Regions from separate parts of the Homo sapiens genome. Here region 2 is linked to region 1. Evidence: chromatin loops called from intact Hi-C (ENCODE). Cell type or tissue: chondrocyte. All regions are shown on one strand.

Region 1 (8,000 bases):
TCAGGGTGACACTCCCACTAAAGCCGAGAGAAGCCAAGTGCAGGATGAGCAAGTTCCAGGCAGTGGGAACAGCCTGTGCAAGCTCTGAGGTGGGCACGGGCTGGCCCTTGGAAAGGAGGGCAGAGGGACTGGTGTAGCAGGAGTGGGGATGGTGGGAAATCAGGAGCCTGGAGGGAGAGGGAGGAGACAGTCCGCAGCTCCTGCTGGCTGGGTGGGATGCAGATTCTGCCCAAGGGCAGCAAAGTACCCCACACAATACACTGGCTCTTCATGCTGGTGTTGGTTTTTCATTTTTTCTGACACAGAGTCTCGCTCTGTTGCCCAGGCTGGAGTGCAGTGGCCCGATCTTGGCTCACCGCAGCCTCCGCCTCCTGGGTTCAGCGATTCTCCTGCCTCAGCCTCCCGAGTAGCTGGGACTATAGGCGTGCACCACCACGCCCAGCTAATTTTTTTATTTTTAGTAGAGATGGGTTTTTACCATGTTGGCTAGGCTGGTGTTGAACTCCTGACCTTAGGTGATCCGTCCACCTCAGCCTCCCAGAGTCCTGGGATTACAGGTGTGAGCCAGTGCACCCAGCCTTGTGCTGGGTTTTAAAGCAGCTCTCCCAACATTTCATGCTTCACCACCTATGAGAGTGAGGCTTAGGGTGAAACTCAGAGCAGGGTGTGAGATAACTTCAGGTATCTCCATGATCGAAGCCCTGACCTACTGTATTGCCCCGAAAGTCTTCCCTGCTGTGTCTGCATCTTTTCCATGTGGATAATCTTGGTTCACCTCTAGCACAGGAATTCTTCACCGGGGCTCCTAGGATGGGCTGGGTGGGTGGGGGTGGAGGATGTCTGTCTCCCCTGAGTTTGTATGGAAAACATATTCTTCTGGTGTACTTCTTTCTGGGAGGGAGTCTATTGCTTTGTCTTTTCAGAAGGGCTCATGGCCCTTCGAAGGTGAAGACCCAGGATGCAGGGTGATCTGCACTTGGCCCTCAAGGCCAAGGTCAGCCTCTAGCTGGGCCGGGTGGTGATCCTGGCTCTCACCTGCATGCAGATGCACTTGAGTCCAAACCCCACCCTGGGCAAAGCAAGGGCCCATTTAGGTCTAGAAGAGACAGGAGTGGGCAGGACAGGCCTCATGAATGCAAAAAAGAAAGTCTCTGAGCATCTACCAAATGCTAGAAGCTGTTTTGTACCTGTCATCTCTGTTTTTGCTGTGGATGGTTTAAAAAACATTCGCTAGATTTCACCCCTCTTGCAGATTTTTGTATATTCTGATGTCTTTGTCTAAGTCTTAGATAGACAACGAAAGTGCAGGAGCTGTCGGAGGTGCTGACACCCACCTGCAGTGCTGACTCAATGGTTTTGTTCTTTGAACAGGGGTGTTTTTAAAGGGTATAAGCACACCTATGGTTCTTCTCTCAGGTCTTCCGGAGAGATTCAGGAGGCAGGGTCATGAGTCCCAGGGACTCTGGGATTCTTACCTTCTGCAAAATATCCCGCAGCAGCTCAGAATCTGATGAGTCTCTTAACTTTGCTTCTAAGCTCTGTGTGGACGGGAGAGAGAGAAATCTCAAGGGCGCATTCACAGGAACATTAAAACACGCAATAGAATGTGTTGGCAAAGCGCTATGTGATCCCTCCCTGGGGACGTGGAGCCAGTTGGAAGTGGAAGCCACAGTGGCTGAAAGCCTGACCTTCAGATGTCGCTGGGTGCAATTGGATGAGTCACAGGAAGAAGACTGACTCTTGGCCGCATTAGTCATGGCTACTTAGCGGCCACCCGGGTCATGGGCCAGCTCCCTGGTTGCACTGGTCAGCCAGGAATTACCAGGGCAGCCATGGCAACAAGGTTTGATGGGCTTGCCATCTGAGTTTAAGTAGAAATGCAGAATGTGCTCATACCAGCCTGGGTTACATTGTCCTCTTACAGGGGCCTCAAGCCCAGCAGCAAGCTTTGGCTCCTGAGTTAGGCAAACTGTCTCGGCTGGTATGTGACCCACGGCAAGGCACTTCATTGCTTCAGAGCTCCTTCCATGCCATAAAAGGCCCTACAAGACCTGGTCCTAATCCCTCTCTCTGGCCTGTTCTCCCTCACCCCTGGCCCACCCTGCTCACTCCACTCCAGCCACACTGGCTGCCTTGCTGTTTTTCCTCAACCATAGCTGGCTTGTTTCCACCACAGGGCCTTTGCATATCCTGTTCCCCAAGCCCTTCCCATGGCTGGCTGCCTCACCACTCAGGCCCCAGTTCAAATACCACCTCTTTGGGGAAGGCTTCCCTGATTCCCCGACCTTGGTGACTCTTCTCCCCAGTTGCTCCATTCACCATTTCCCTGTTTTATTGGCTTTAAAGCCACTCTCATCTGGTCTTTTCTTGTTTATTCATTTATTTGTTTATTCTCTGGCTCTCCCATGCAAGCAGAGCCTCATCTATCATGGGTACTGCTGATCCATGGTGCCTGGCTCATGGAAGGCATTTATTAAACATTTTGTGACTGAATAAAAACACCAGCTAACACCGACATGCATTTACCATGAGCCAGGCACTGATCCACAGGCTTTTGTACTCAACGCTGACAACAACCCTAAGAGGTAGGTATCATTATATCCCCCATTTTATTAATAAGAAAACAATAGCACAGAGAGATGCAGTCACTTGCCCAAGGTCACACAGGGCCAGGGGTTGGGCCAGGATTCGAAGCAGGCAGGCTGTCTCCTGGGTCTGAACTCTCAACTACTTCACCCTAATCAAACAATCTCTCTGGTCAAAAGTGAGTGATAATAATAGTACCCACCTCGTCAGTGTTGAGGGTGAGCCGAAGTTAGCATTCAGTGTGGGCATGTGAACAACTATAGTCAATATTGAATGGAGACCTATGATGCTTTTATGAAGGTTTCTATTTTGGGTTAAAAATGCACAAATTTCTCCTGACTAAAATTGATCTCTGAGTGCTAAATATTTTATGTCAATGGAATAACGCAAATGATTAAGCAACACCCCATAAAATGGGGCAGACCCAGGGAGGAATATATATCCGAACTGACTCATCCCAGTGAGCTCACTGCACATGAATTACAAATGGAGAGGGGTGCATTAAGCCCCTCTGCTGGCAGAAGGGAGGCTGCTGCCTGCCAGGCGCCTGTGCTGAGAATGGCAGGTCCCCAGGGAGAGGAGAGGCCACCCCCTTCTCTGTCTCTTCCATCACAGGCGTGAAAGCCTCAGCGCATGATCCGATTCTGTGCAGTGCTCGACATACAGATGAGAACACTGAGGCACGAGGGACAGCCTGTGACCTGGTCACCGTGCTCAGGATGAAGTGGTTACCCGCGGGCCTGAGGGCGCTGACTTTTTAGAATGGGCGAGGGCAGCTGTGTCCCAGTGACCAGAACGATTACTACCTTTAAAAAGTCGTGAAAATGATCGTGAACTGTACCCCACACCGAGCACGCGTCTGCCCCCCCAAGGCGGTGGAGACGCCCTCATCTTCCGCCGCCAGCTCGCGGGGCAGGAGGGGTGCGAGCGACTCTGGCCAGGCCCCAGGGACGGGGACCGGGTCTCGCGGCCCTGACCGGGGAGAGCCCAGGAACTCACGTGGCAGGAGCGCCGGGGGTTTCAGCACGGAGACCCATCCCGTCTGCCCCTGGACTCCCGCGAGCCCCGCGGGCCTCTCCGCTCGCCCGCCGCCCCCCTGCCAGGGGAAGGAGCGCAGCGTGCGCGCCGCCAGGAAGCGGCGCTCGAAACTCTGCAGCAAGAGTTCGGTCCCCGCATTCTCCTCGGGCGCCATGACGTGGGCGGGGCCGCAGCGTTGCCGGGAGACCGGGCGGAAGCCGGGCCTGGACTGAAGAGGGGGTGGGCCCAGGGCAGTGCGCGGCGGCAGAGAGGGGGCGGGGCCTGGGGGTAGGGTCAGGAGGAGCGTCCTGGGGGCGGGCTGTAGGGCGGGGCCAGGATGAGCGTTAGGAGGGCGAGGCCTGGGGTAGGGCCAGGATAAGCGTCGTTGGGGCAGGTCCTGGGTAGAGTCCAGGTTGGCGGGTCCTGGGGCGGAGTCAGGATAGGGCGATCCTGGAAGCTGGGCTTCAGAAGCGTCCAGGTTGGTGGCGTCCTGGAGGCGGTGCCTTGCGTGTGGGCAGGATAAGAGTCCTGGAGGCGAGCATTAGAGCGGGGATAAACGCCATTGGGTTCAGGAGGCGGGACTCAGAGCAGAGCCCAGGAGACAGGTCTTAGGGTGGGGCTAAGGCCAGACCCAGAGAAGGGCTCAGGAGGCGGGGCCGGGGCGGGGGGTTGACTATGTCGTAGCACATGGCCAGGCGGTGCGCGGACTCTGGGAGGCAGAGCTTTGGACGGGCCGACGTGGGGAGGGGCCCAGGGTCCAGGAGGCGGGGCCGAGTCCGGGCTGCCAGCTGCGCTCAGGAGGCGGGCCCTGGGAGGCGGAGCTTAGGGAGGGGCCGGTGTCGGGAGGGACCCAGGGACTGGGAGGCCGGTCGGGGCTGGGCTCAGGGGCCGAGACCTAGCTGGGCTTGGGGCGGGGCCGAGACGGAGCGAGGGATCCAGGGTGTGGGAAACGGGGAGGGGTTTGAGGAGGGGATCGGAATGTGGCTCAAGTTGGGAGGCGTTACCTGCGGAGGGTTTGAGGCACGCCCAGGAGCGAGCCCACGGTCGGCCGACGCGGGGCCAGGGGCGGGCCCCAGGATCCGGAGCTTCGGGCGGGGCCGAGTCTGGGTTTGGGGCCCGGGAGGCGGGGCCAGTTAGGGCGAGGGTCCCTGGGATCGTCGGGTCAGGCCTTGGGCTAACGTAGACACTCTCGCAGTACCTCCGCCTTCAGGAAGGTCTTTTTAGCAGGGGCCTTACAGGTGCACGCTTCGGTCCTGGAGGCCTTATCCTAACCTCTCCATCAGCGCCACCCGTCTGGGGCCCGAAAGGAGGGAGCTTTCCCTCTGTCCTCCAGCCTTTGGACTGTCTCCAAACAAGCCATTCGTTCACCAAATACTTATTAAGCACCTACCATGTGCCTGACAAGGGAGATGTAACGGTGAGAAAGACTAGGTGTGGTCTGGGCCCTCCAGAGGCTCAGGGGCTCGTGGAAGAAGTGGACATTGAAGTACTTATCACACAAATGAGTATAAAAGTACAATAGCGATATCTGCCACAAAGATGAGCAGACAGAGCTAGCGGGGCTTGCAGGAGGAGTTTTGATCTTGCAGGGACAGGAAAGAGGAGTTAGCTCCTGCGGGGTGGGATGGGGGGGTGGTGGTGATATAGACGTGGGGACAGAGTGGAAAACAACAAAAATATAATTATTTTAGTTCAAAGTTATTGTGTCTTGAGTTGAAAGGCAGGGCAGTTAGCAACACAGTTCAGATTTCAGTACTGCCCCCGAAATCTGAACTGTGTTCAAAGTCTAAAACGTTTACCTTAGCAAATTCCTCATAAAACTCCATTTGGAAGAGTCTCGAGAGCTAATTTGTTAAGTATACTTGCAAAAGGTAGATGAGGAGACAGATAAAATCTTATTACCTCTTTCAGATGAGAGGCACTTGAGCCCTGCTCAGCTATGAGAATAAGAGAGGGGAATTAATTCGAATTGAATACACTTGTTCTCTTATAGCTGTTGTTCCCCACCAGAACCAAATGAGCGCAAGATCTGACAAAGAAAAAAAAGGTTCATCTTTTATTCCCCCAAACACTTTCATTTAAATCAAGAGGATGGGATGTGGTTATTGCTGTGTTTTTAGACAGAATCAACGGTTTCTGTGTCTGAGATGTTGCATACACCCTCTCAGTCCCTCTATCCTGAGATGGAGTCACCTGAGGATCCACAGCAAGTCCTAACCAGGGATGGGTCTGGGTGATTAAGGAAGGTTGGCTTCAGAACTGGGCCAGGGGCACTGCTTTGCTTTTGCTGTTTTGATCAGCTCTCTGCCTGCAGGAGACAAGGAAAACCAATGGGAACAGGTTAGCTATACTCATAAATCTTGGGCTTATTTTATTAACTCACATAATAGCTATTAATTGTCTTTCCTCCAAGGAGCAAAAGGGCATATACGGTCAATGCCATAGTAAGTAACACTGTATTATGTTATACTAAAATATTAATAAATCTAGGTTGGTTCAGTCTTTCCTGAGTCCATAGATTGGAAGCAGATTGAGGAAGGACGCTAGTGGACCACAGAGCTGAGCCATGCACACAGAAGAAATCTTTTTTTCTTTTTTTTTTTGGAGACGGAGTTTTGCTCTCTTGTTGCCCAGGCTGGAGTGCAATGGTGCGACCTCGGCTCACTGCAACCTCCACCTCCCAGGTTCAAGCGATTCTCCTGCCTCAGCCTCCCGAGTAGCTGGGATTACAGGCATAAGCCACCCTGCCGGGACATTTTTGTATTTTCAGTAGAGACAGGGTTTGAACACGTTGGCCAGGCTGGTCTCAAATTCCTGACCTCAGGTTATCCACCTGCCTCGGCCTCCCAAAGTGCTGGGATTACAGGCGTGAGCCACCGCGCCTGGCCAGAAGAAATCTTTATCTTGGTGTGCAGTCTCTGGTGAGGGACAAATGTCATCTCTCTTGGATCTGAATCTGGAAGGATAAAGGCACTGAAGGGATTTTTTTGTTTCAGGCAGTCTCCTTCTGTTGCCAGGCTGGAGTGCAGTGGCACGATCTCAGCTCACTGCAACCTCTGTCTCCCGGGCTCAAGCGATTCTCCTGCCTCAGCCTCTCGGGTAGCTGGGACTACAGGCACGCGTCACCATGCCCAGCTAATTTTTGTATTTTTAGTAGAGACAGGGTTTTACCATGTTGGCCAGTATGGTCTCAATCTCTTGACATCATGATCCACCTGTCTTGGCCTCCCAAAGGGCTGGGATTACAGGCATGAGCCACCATTCCCGGCCTCACTGAAGGGATTTTTTTAATGTCACGTGGCTCTCACAGGTGCTGTGTGTTCGGGTGCAAGTGAAGATTACGACTGATGCTTAAAAACAAACGTAAAATTCCAGGTGGTGTTGCTATGGGGAGCAGCATTAGGACAATCTGAGTGGTTTCAGTTGCAAGAGTGTGCGTGTACGTGCAAGAACTACAGTCAAGATTCAACTTCTGGCTTTCAGGGTCTCTTTAATAATAGTAATAACAACCTAAGGCAGTTTAACAGTATGGAATGGTTGCCTTTTAGAAGTTAAGCTATGGGCATGGAAGTTTCAATCAGTACATTGAAGTTTTTCTTTTATCTCTCCTATGGTTAATGGTTTCTGTAGAAAAGGACCAGTTGATTTCTTTCTAAAACGTTGCTTCAGGGTGTAGAGACCTTTATAGGTCATGTTTCAACTTACAGAAAATTTTTATAGTTCAAATATAAATTACGTTCAATGTGGGCTTTGTAATAGAATTTAAGGTTAAGTAAAGTTTCCACTTTCCTTAGGCTGTTTGCAGTGCCCAGCAGGCCCCATGATATCGAGATGGAAGTTATGTTAAAGGAGGAGATTGGTCAGGGATGGGCAGAATAAGGAATATGGGCAGCTCAGGCTAATGATACAATGATTGAGATGTAGAAAGAAGGCCAGGCACGGGATAATGTCTGTAATCCCAGTGCCTTGGGAGGCCAAGGCAAGAGAATCGCTTGAGGTCAGACCAGCCTGGTCAAGAGAGTGAGACCTAACCTGTACAAAAAAAAAAAAAAAAAATTAGTTGGGCATGATGGTGTGCGCCTGTAGTCTCAGCCACTTGGAAGGCTGAGGTCAGGGGATCCCTTGAGCCCAGGAGTTTGAGGCTGCAGTGAGCTATAATCACATAACTGTACTCCAGCCTGGGTGACAGGGTGAGGCCCTGATTCAAAAAAAAAAAAAAAAAAAAAATGGGTCAGGGAAAAAGTTGGAAATCTTAATCCTCGGTACCCAGGAATGTGACCTTATTTGGAAATAGGGTCTTTCTAGATGTAATCAAGTAACGATGAGTCATCCTGGATTGGGGGCTGCTAGTGAGGGGGCAGATGCAATGACTGGTGTCCTTATAAAAGAAGAGAATG
Region 2 (8,000 bases), 150 kb after region 1:
AATAAAGGCTTGGGAAGGGCCAGGTTTTCTAGGCCTTTTCAATGGGGTGGGTGTTTGTGGATACACAAGAAGCCTGTGAAACTTCTGATATTGGCAGGAAATCAACACCCCCCACCCTCCACACTCCACCCCCCCCCACCTCCCCACCATAAACACATGCCCTGCAGCAGGACTTGGCACTCAGGGGCTCCTGGGGGCCTGATTTACCTGTTAAAACATCCTCTAGCCACCAGCGAATAAAGCAACCCCTTGCCACCCAACCACAAGATCACAGCCTGGGAGCCACTCCAAGGGACATCCAGTCACATTAAAACCTCAGCCATCCAGAGCACCAGGCCTGGGGATGAGAAAGAACATTTTATCCTTAAAAGCATCTGAATGCCCATGCTGCTTCTTGCAAAGAAAAGTCCAAAATAATCTATTAAAGAACGAGGATGGTTTCGACATTTTTACCAAGTTAATGGTCTACGCAGAAAAATCTCATAAAAGGGCACTCTGTTCTTCTTGATCCACTCAGACATGGCCTGTGAGTGAAGAAACAGGCTCTCCTCCTCAAAGAAACGGCTGCTGATCCTCACACCAGCCTGACACTGCTTCATGGGTTCTTCAAAGAGAGTATTCCCATAGAAACTAAAAGGGAAGAGGAATGTGTCTGGCGGGCATTGTGGGCAGCAGTGGGCTTTGGGCCAAATTTTAAATTTGAAAATCAAGATTCCCTCTTTTCGAGCGGCTGCTGGACGAGCAGATACAGACACCGTGAAAAGAGGGTGCCATATTCAGATTCAGGAAACAAGGATGGTTTCTGTTCAGTTCCTGCATCATCCTTCAGGTCATGCGATTCCCATTTCCCTCTGTGGACCAAGAAATTCAGTGGGGTTTCTGCCTTTTAAATATTTCATTATCAATATGTCATTCTTTCAGCCTCCAGAAAGCATTTTAACATGGAGATTCTGGCTTAAGACACTTGTGGGTCTGTCTCTCTCTCTCTCTCTTTTCCTTGAAACAGGGTCTCACTTTGCCACTTAGGCTGGAGTGCAGTGGCATGATCACAGCTCACTGCAGCTGGACCTTCCAGGCTCTAGCAATCCTCCCACCTCAGCCTCCCAAGTACTTGGGATTACAGGCACACACCACCATACCTGGCTTTTTTTTTTTTTTTTTTTTTTTTTGGTAGATATGAGGCTTCACCACGTTGCCCAGGCTGGTCTTAAACTCCTGGGCTCTCAAAGTTCTGGGATTATTGGCTTGAGCCACCACACCCAGCCAAGAACCTTGTCTCTTGTGATGCACCCCAGAACAAAACTTCACTGCAAAAACAAACCAAGGCATGAGTTTCAGTCCTAAGTCCCATTTATCCACCATACACTATGTGCCAGGCACAATGCTAAGTGCTTCTATGGACGAGCTTCCCTTAATCTCATCAGTAACAAACCCAGGCAATGGGGCCTGTTGACCGATCCATCTGCCACTGAAGACAGTAAGGCTCAGAGAGGGTAAGTGGCTTGTGCCATGTCAGCCAGCTAAGGAGGGGCAGAACCGGGATGCAAACCCCAGCCGCCTGGTTCCAGACTCGCGTTCCCAAGGTCCCACTACACTTGGTCACTCCACTGCATTCTGGTATCCTGGTCTTTGGCAGTGTCCACGTAAAAGAGGGAGGTAGAGAGAGTGAGAGGGACTTCAGGCAATAAAGTTTTCCAGCGTTACACTGCCACCGTAATTGTGTCCCCGACCAGGACCTCTCCCTTCTCATCCTTTCCGTGATCGGCCCTGGAAAACCTTCCAGAGAACTGTCCTCCTTCTCCCGGGATCTCAGAGAAAATTCACCTGAGTTCAGTGTCCAGGTGACCCAAGCTCTGAATGCAGTAAAGTGCACGGGGAGATGAGGATGTCACCATGAGCAAGCCTCCCAGAGAGCATCCAGGGGCAACCCCAAGACTGGGCAGCGGGGGCTCTGATGCAGCCCATGGCGAAGAGGGCTGCCCGTGCTGCTTCAATGGGTTCAGAATGAAGGCCGCCCTCTCTCCCATGTGGGGCTCATTAACCACGAATCAAATTATTAAGACGAGCTCAGCTGAGCAAATGGTCAAACATAAAAACATGTGGAAGGAACAAAGAGGTCAATCCCATTATCCATCAAAAACCATCAAGGTGGCGGCCCTCACTGAGGGGTACAGCTCTCCAGTGGGCCCTCATCTGCCCTCCAAACCCACGTGCCTCCCACTGGAAGGCCAGCAAAGCCACACAGGAAGAGTTGGGGTAGGAAAGCAGAAAGTGAACCCCAGGAGGACAGGCTGACCACAGAGCCCCATCGCACACACACAGGCCCGGTGACTCAGGGGCCCACGTGTGCAAGACACCGGGAGCTCACAGGGACAGCGCCCCGGGGGATGCAAGGAACTTTGCCTCTCTGTCCCTCTCTGTAGGGATGGAAAGAGGAGAGCGATTTTTGGGATGGAAGCCATCTGCCTCCTCTCAACTCTCGCTGCTCAACAAGAAAGGGAAGAAAAACAGGAAGATGCGGGGCAGGTGAGGAGCTGGGTGAGCGCCGCCAGCCCGCAGCCCAGCAGAGCAGGGCTTGGCCAAGCCTGGCGCCAGGGACTTTCCCCCTACCCCCACCACAAGCCCCTCGCCAGGTGAGAGGCACCGACAGAGTCCCAGACAGATGACCCAGACAGGATGCCCAGAGCAACCCCCGCCCCTTCCCCTGCTGGGGGCCCCCAGGACGCGGGGCTCCCCCTCCCCTTTTGGCTAGCCGCAGAGTCCAGCTGGTCTCCCGGCCAGGGACGTCGTGGGAGAATCAGGAAGTCGAAGCCACACAGCCGAGAAGGGACAGCTGACATCTCGGAGGCCGTCACGAGCTGTCACTCCGCGCCCGCCGGAGTTGCCGCTCAGTTACCAACTTCAACCCGGGGCCGGCCACGGAGCCTCCCGCCGCCCCTACCCCGCGTCCCCAGCACCCCCGCGCCCCCGGCACCCCCGGACCCCTGCGCCCGCGTCACTTACTCCTCTGCCGTCGCCACCTGTCTGGGTGCCGGTCTCCTCCCTGCCCGGCCGCGGCGCGTCCTCTCCGTCCTCGCAGTCCTCGGGCTGTGCCCTTCCCCCCTCCCTCCAGCAACAGCCGCAGCCTCTTCTCCTCGGGAGGGACGTCGTCCTCCTCCCTCCTGGGCCGGCCATCCCTGCCTCGGGTCTTGCCAGTGGCTTCGGAGCTGCCGGAAGGACTGGCCATGGCTCCGGGGGCTCTGCCTGCACTTGGGGAAGAGGAAGGACCCGGCGCGAGCGGCCTCTCGGCTGAGCTGGGGCATCTGAGCGCGGGCTCGGTGGGTCCGCGCGGCGCGGAGCTGGGCATCGGGGCCGGCGCGGGCTCCTCCGCGGGCCGCTCCTGGCTCTCTGGCGCCCTCTGCTGGCCGCTCGCGCGCACCGCGGACACGCCGTGCCAGGGCCTGCGCCGCGCTCACCTGCCCGGCCTAGGCGGTCGCTGTCCCCTGCCCGTGGCCAGGCCCGCTCCGGCCAAGCCTTGCACCTCCTCCCCGCCCCAGCCAGGTTGCACCCCGATGGTCTCCCTGCCCAAGGAGGAGAGAGGAGAAGGGACGCCCCGAGAGGGTGGACATCGGCCACAGCCACCTTGTCTTTGCTCTTACCCTGTGTCTTGCATGGTTTGGAGGTGGTGGGAAAACCGAGGCTGCTCAAAACTCGTGGAGAATTCCGCCTGCAGGATGACATGAATGCACCTTCGCATTGCCTACCAACAGACCTTTTTTGAGCATCTCTGTGGACCAGGAGTGGTGATGGGGGAGGGGATATTGTGGTGAACATGACAGGCATTGCCTTCACCCAGTGGGGCTCAGCGCTGGGTGAGAAGGCATTGAGAATGGACATTGTCAATTGGGCAAAAGGAGGCCAAGGAGAAGTGCTGGGTGCATGGGAACTGAAAAAGACAGGAGGCTCAGCAGGTCTTGGAGCTGGGAGAGGGACAGCAGCAGCGGCTGTTCCAAAGGAAGCAACAGCTGAGAGAGATCTCAGAGAGTTGTTCTCAGCCCAGTGGAGCATGTTCTTCGGGCAGAGGGAACAGCGTGTGCAAAAGCCCAGAGGCTGGGAAAGAAGCAGAAAGAGGACTGTGGGGCTGGAGCGTGGTGGGCAAGGGGAGAGAGGTGTGGTGGGCAGACAGATTGCCTGGGACCCAGCCGTGCAGGGACAGAGGAGATAGGGGATCCTTGCAGGCCCCCAGCCAGGGCTCAGGCACAGAGACAATGCAGGTGGGCAAAGGGAGGAGATGTGGGGAAATATTTTGGAGGCATGCCCTGATGAATGAGCCCAGGATGCACCCTTAGTGTCAGTGTGGAGCTCCTTCCTTGGCTGTGTGATGAGCTTCACCCGGGGGTATTTTCTGGACATTGAGGTGCTACACCCAGAGTCCAGGACAGGCTAAGTGAGCACCAGCAGCTCCTGGCCTACCTCAAAAGCAGGAGAGACAGGGGAGACTGGGGAGGCCGGGAGGAAGGGGAATCCAGGAAGGCAGGAGAGGCCATGGAAGCAGAGGAGGCCAGGGAGGCAGTGGAGGCAGGAGAGGCTGGGGAGGCTGTGTCCTTTCCATGATTCTGCCCAGGATCCTAGGCCCCTGTACTCCCTGAGCTTCCCCACCCCCAGCACTGGAACCATGTTGCACAATGGTCTCTCCACTAAGATCCTGATGGCGGCCCCTATCCTGCTGTGCTCCCTATTTCAACCCTAACAGCTCTCACAGTGGGCAGCACATAGTAGGTGCTCAGGAAACACTGGTGGGAGAGCACATGGGTCTGCTTAGCACCTTCCTCTCTCCTCCAGCTCTCCCCTGTCATGAAATAATTCTGATAACGACACATGGCCTTTGAGACCCTCTTCTATTACTTTCCATATGCTAATCCATCTATACCTCACAGCAGCCCTGGGGGTGGGTGCTATTACGATGCCCATTTTACAGAGGAGGAGACTGACGTATAAAGAGGGTAAGTGACATAGGCACACTACAGGGGCCGGGGCCAAGTGATTGCAGCACTCAATCCCCAAAGGCAAGGTGGATGCAGTTACCATAAAAGACAGCAGAGTCAAAGCTGCAACCAGAATAGCCTGACTCGCAGAGACCTATGGTGCCAGCTGATTGTGGCATTCCTAGAAGTGAAATAGATAAGAAGCCTGCCACATTTTTACTTGATCTGTGTTTGCAGAAGAGTTCTAGGTCAGGTGAGTAGAAGTCTAATCTGAATCATAGAGTCACAGTCCCCAGTCAATTCCCAGAAATAAGCCAGTTCACAGACCCAGAGTCCCGTGTCCGAATGGGAAGCCAGGTCCCCTCCAGAAAGGACTCTGCTCCACTGCCAAAAATTTATACTGTCAATTTTTCTCCCAGCCTGCCCCCAAAGGAATACACAGCCTTTTACCAGGCTGACTGAACAGGGGAAAAGGAACTAATGAGATCTGTGCAGGATCACTGGACACAGGCTGTGAACTGGCACTAGGGCGAGACTAGGGTCTACTAGTCAGAATAGGCATTTTGGAGGTCAGGTGAATATTAGTGCAAGTTCATGTCATGATAGATCCATTGGGTCCCCAAATCCATTCTCTGGTTATATACAAAGGGGCCATGCTGAGATTCAAATTCAGGGCATCCAACATAGAGGCTGTGCTCGTACTCATGAAACATTCTGACACTAGTAACCTATTTAAAAATGCAAACACCTCCTGGGGCTAGCCAGAGTCCTCCAAACAGTCATGTAAATTGGTTCTGTCAAGGATTTCCTCCTACCCCCTGCTGAGAGCCAGTTGCAAGGAGAGACTAGGGAAGGGCATTGGGTAACTTTGTTGCTAAAAGCTGTTTTGGATAAAGACGTTTGGGAAAAGAAGCAAATAGAGTTCAGCAGAAGATGTAAGAAAGTAAGTTTATGTTTGGCCAGGCACGGTGGCTCACACCTGTAATCCCAGGACTTTGGGAGGCCGAGGTGGGCAGATCACGAGGTCAAGAGATCGGACCATCCTGGCCAACATGGTGAAGCCCCATCTCTACTAAAAATTCAAAAATTAGCTGGCCATGATGGCACACGCCTGTAGTCCCAGCTACTCGGGAGCCTGAGGCAGGAGAATCACTTGAACCCAGGAGGCAGAGGTTGCAGTGGGCCGAGATCATGCCACTGCATTCCAACCCGGCAACAGAACAAGACTCCGTCTCATAAAACAAACCAAAACAAACAAAAAAAAAGGAAGCTTATTTTTAAGCCTGAACAAGTGTAGTGGTTTAGGCGTTCTGCAAATACGGCCCCAATCAGGCTACAAGATGTTGTGGCAGGAACACTTACACCCAGTCACTTCTGGCCGCCTGAGCCACTTTTCAAAACACACTTGCACAGCTGTGCAGAGCGGCTGGATCCACTGGCAGCCGGCAGAGCCATAACTCACACTGTCACCACTCCCCTCAAACCCTTTCAGTAAGCACTTTATTTATTTTTTTTGAGACGGAGTCTTGCTCTGTCATCCAGGCTGGAGTGCAGTGGCGCAATCTCAGCTCACTGCAAGCTCCGCCTCCCAGGTTCATGCCGTTCTCCTGCCTCAGCCTCCCAAGTAGCTGGGACTACAGGTGTCCACCACCATGCCTGGCTAATGTTTTGTATTTTTAGTAGAGACGGGGTTTCACCGTGTTAGCCAGGAGGGTCTCGATTTCCTGACCTTGTGATCCGCCTGCCTCAGCCTCCCAAAGTGCTGGGATTACAGGCTTCAGCCACCGCGCCCCTCCTGGTAAGCACTTTTAATCAATGCAACAGGAATGAACATTTGCTGCAGAGCGGCAATGTGCAGGGAGGAACATTGTTCCACTCAGGCTCAGAAAGCAAAACCTCCTGGCTGTTTGCATCTATGCGAGAGCTCACAGGAAAAGCCCTCTGTGTGGCTGCCAGCCTCACACACTCCCCCCAAGGGATGAGTTTCTCTTTCCATGTTAATCTATGCCCTGACGTGCCATCTGTCAACCACCACACCATTCTCAGTTGACATTTCAAAGCATCTTTGCCCTGTGAATAGTCACCAGCCCTGCCCTGCAAGCCCCCAGGTGACATTGAACTTAAATGAGAGAGAAAACAGGTTTCGGGGTGGATTTCAGTTCAGCATCTTGGATTCTCTGTGTGGACATGAAATCTGTCTCCCCAGCTGTGGGCTGCATCCTTGTTTGTCATCTGGTTTGGTTCTTGGGGACTTGGAAACACGTGGGCAGCTTTGCAATTTGTCAAGAAACTGCACAGCCCTTCCAACAAAAGCAAGCAATAGGAACAGAAGCCCAAGGCTTCAGATCAAGGTGCTACTTAAAGCAGCCTCAGTGTAAAAGCAAACAGGAGTCAGAGGGATGCTTAAGGCAGAGTCTAGTCCCCAGGGCAGCTATAAGGCAAAGAGAAAGAGAGAGAGATAAACAGAGACAGAGACAGAGACAGAAAGACAGAGAGAGATGGGAGGAGACATGAGGCACCCAGGCCTCTGCATCAAAATCCCTACAAGAGGGGCTTCCTAAAAATGCAGGAGGCTGAGGTGGGCGCACACAGAAGTTCAAGACTAGGCTGGGCAACATAGCAAGACCCTGTCTTTACAAAAAATACAAAAATCAGCCAGGTGTGGTGGTGTATGCCTGTGGTCCCAGCTACCCAGGAGGCTGAGGTGGGAGGATGGCTTGAGCCCAGGAGGTAGAGGCTGCAGTGAACCGAGATAGCACCACTGCACTCCAGCCTGGGCAATAGAGTGAGACTTCATCTCAAAAAAATTTTAAAAAATCTTTAAAAAGGATCACCCTGGCTACTTGAATGGATGATAAGAAGGTAAGAAGAGCAGAAGCAAGGAGACCAGCAATGAGATTCTGCAGGTGAGAGTCCACAGTGGCTCAGACCAGGCTGGCGCTGAAGACCGGCTGGATTCTGTATATATTTTGATAATGAAGCAACTCATTGACTCTTGAAGAGTGGGCTCTAGGAGAATGTATTTTTAACAAGCTC

What was found. Peaks named below come from ENCODE experiments on the same cell type or tissue, not always from the same donor. Only the 100,000 strongest peaks of a DNase experiment are listed, where the experiment ranks them.
Region 2: it touches region 1 in a loop (4-fold over the local background); 4 of 110 quality-filtered maps call a loop at or near these places.

Annotation. Positions count from the first base shown.
Region 1 is chr3:75,431,333-75,439,332 of GRCh38, forward strand. LINC02018 (long intergenic non-protein coding RNA 2018) reads left to right here and starts at 3,976. Exons shown (of 3, transcript NR_151705.1): 1 at 3,976-4,081. It also overlaps the pseudogene FAM86DP. RefSeq lists enhancers at 1,546-1,840, 3,240-3,299, 4,010-4,189 and silencers at 3,530-3,939, 4,260-4,689. In chondrocyte, no CTCF peak of the experiment used is centred here; DNase peaks (open chromatin) are centred at 3,979 and 4,319.
Region 2 is chr3:75,576,975-75,584,974 of GRCh38, forward strand. No RefSeq gene overlaps it. Among named protein-coding and RNA genes, the nearest start is that of MIR1324, 50 kb to the right of the region's middle. RefSeq lists a silencer at 3,281-3,490. In chondrocyte, CTCF peaks have their summits at 3,421 (motif pointing left) and 3,668; no DNase peak of the experiment used is centred here.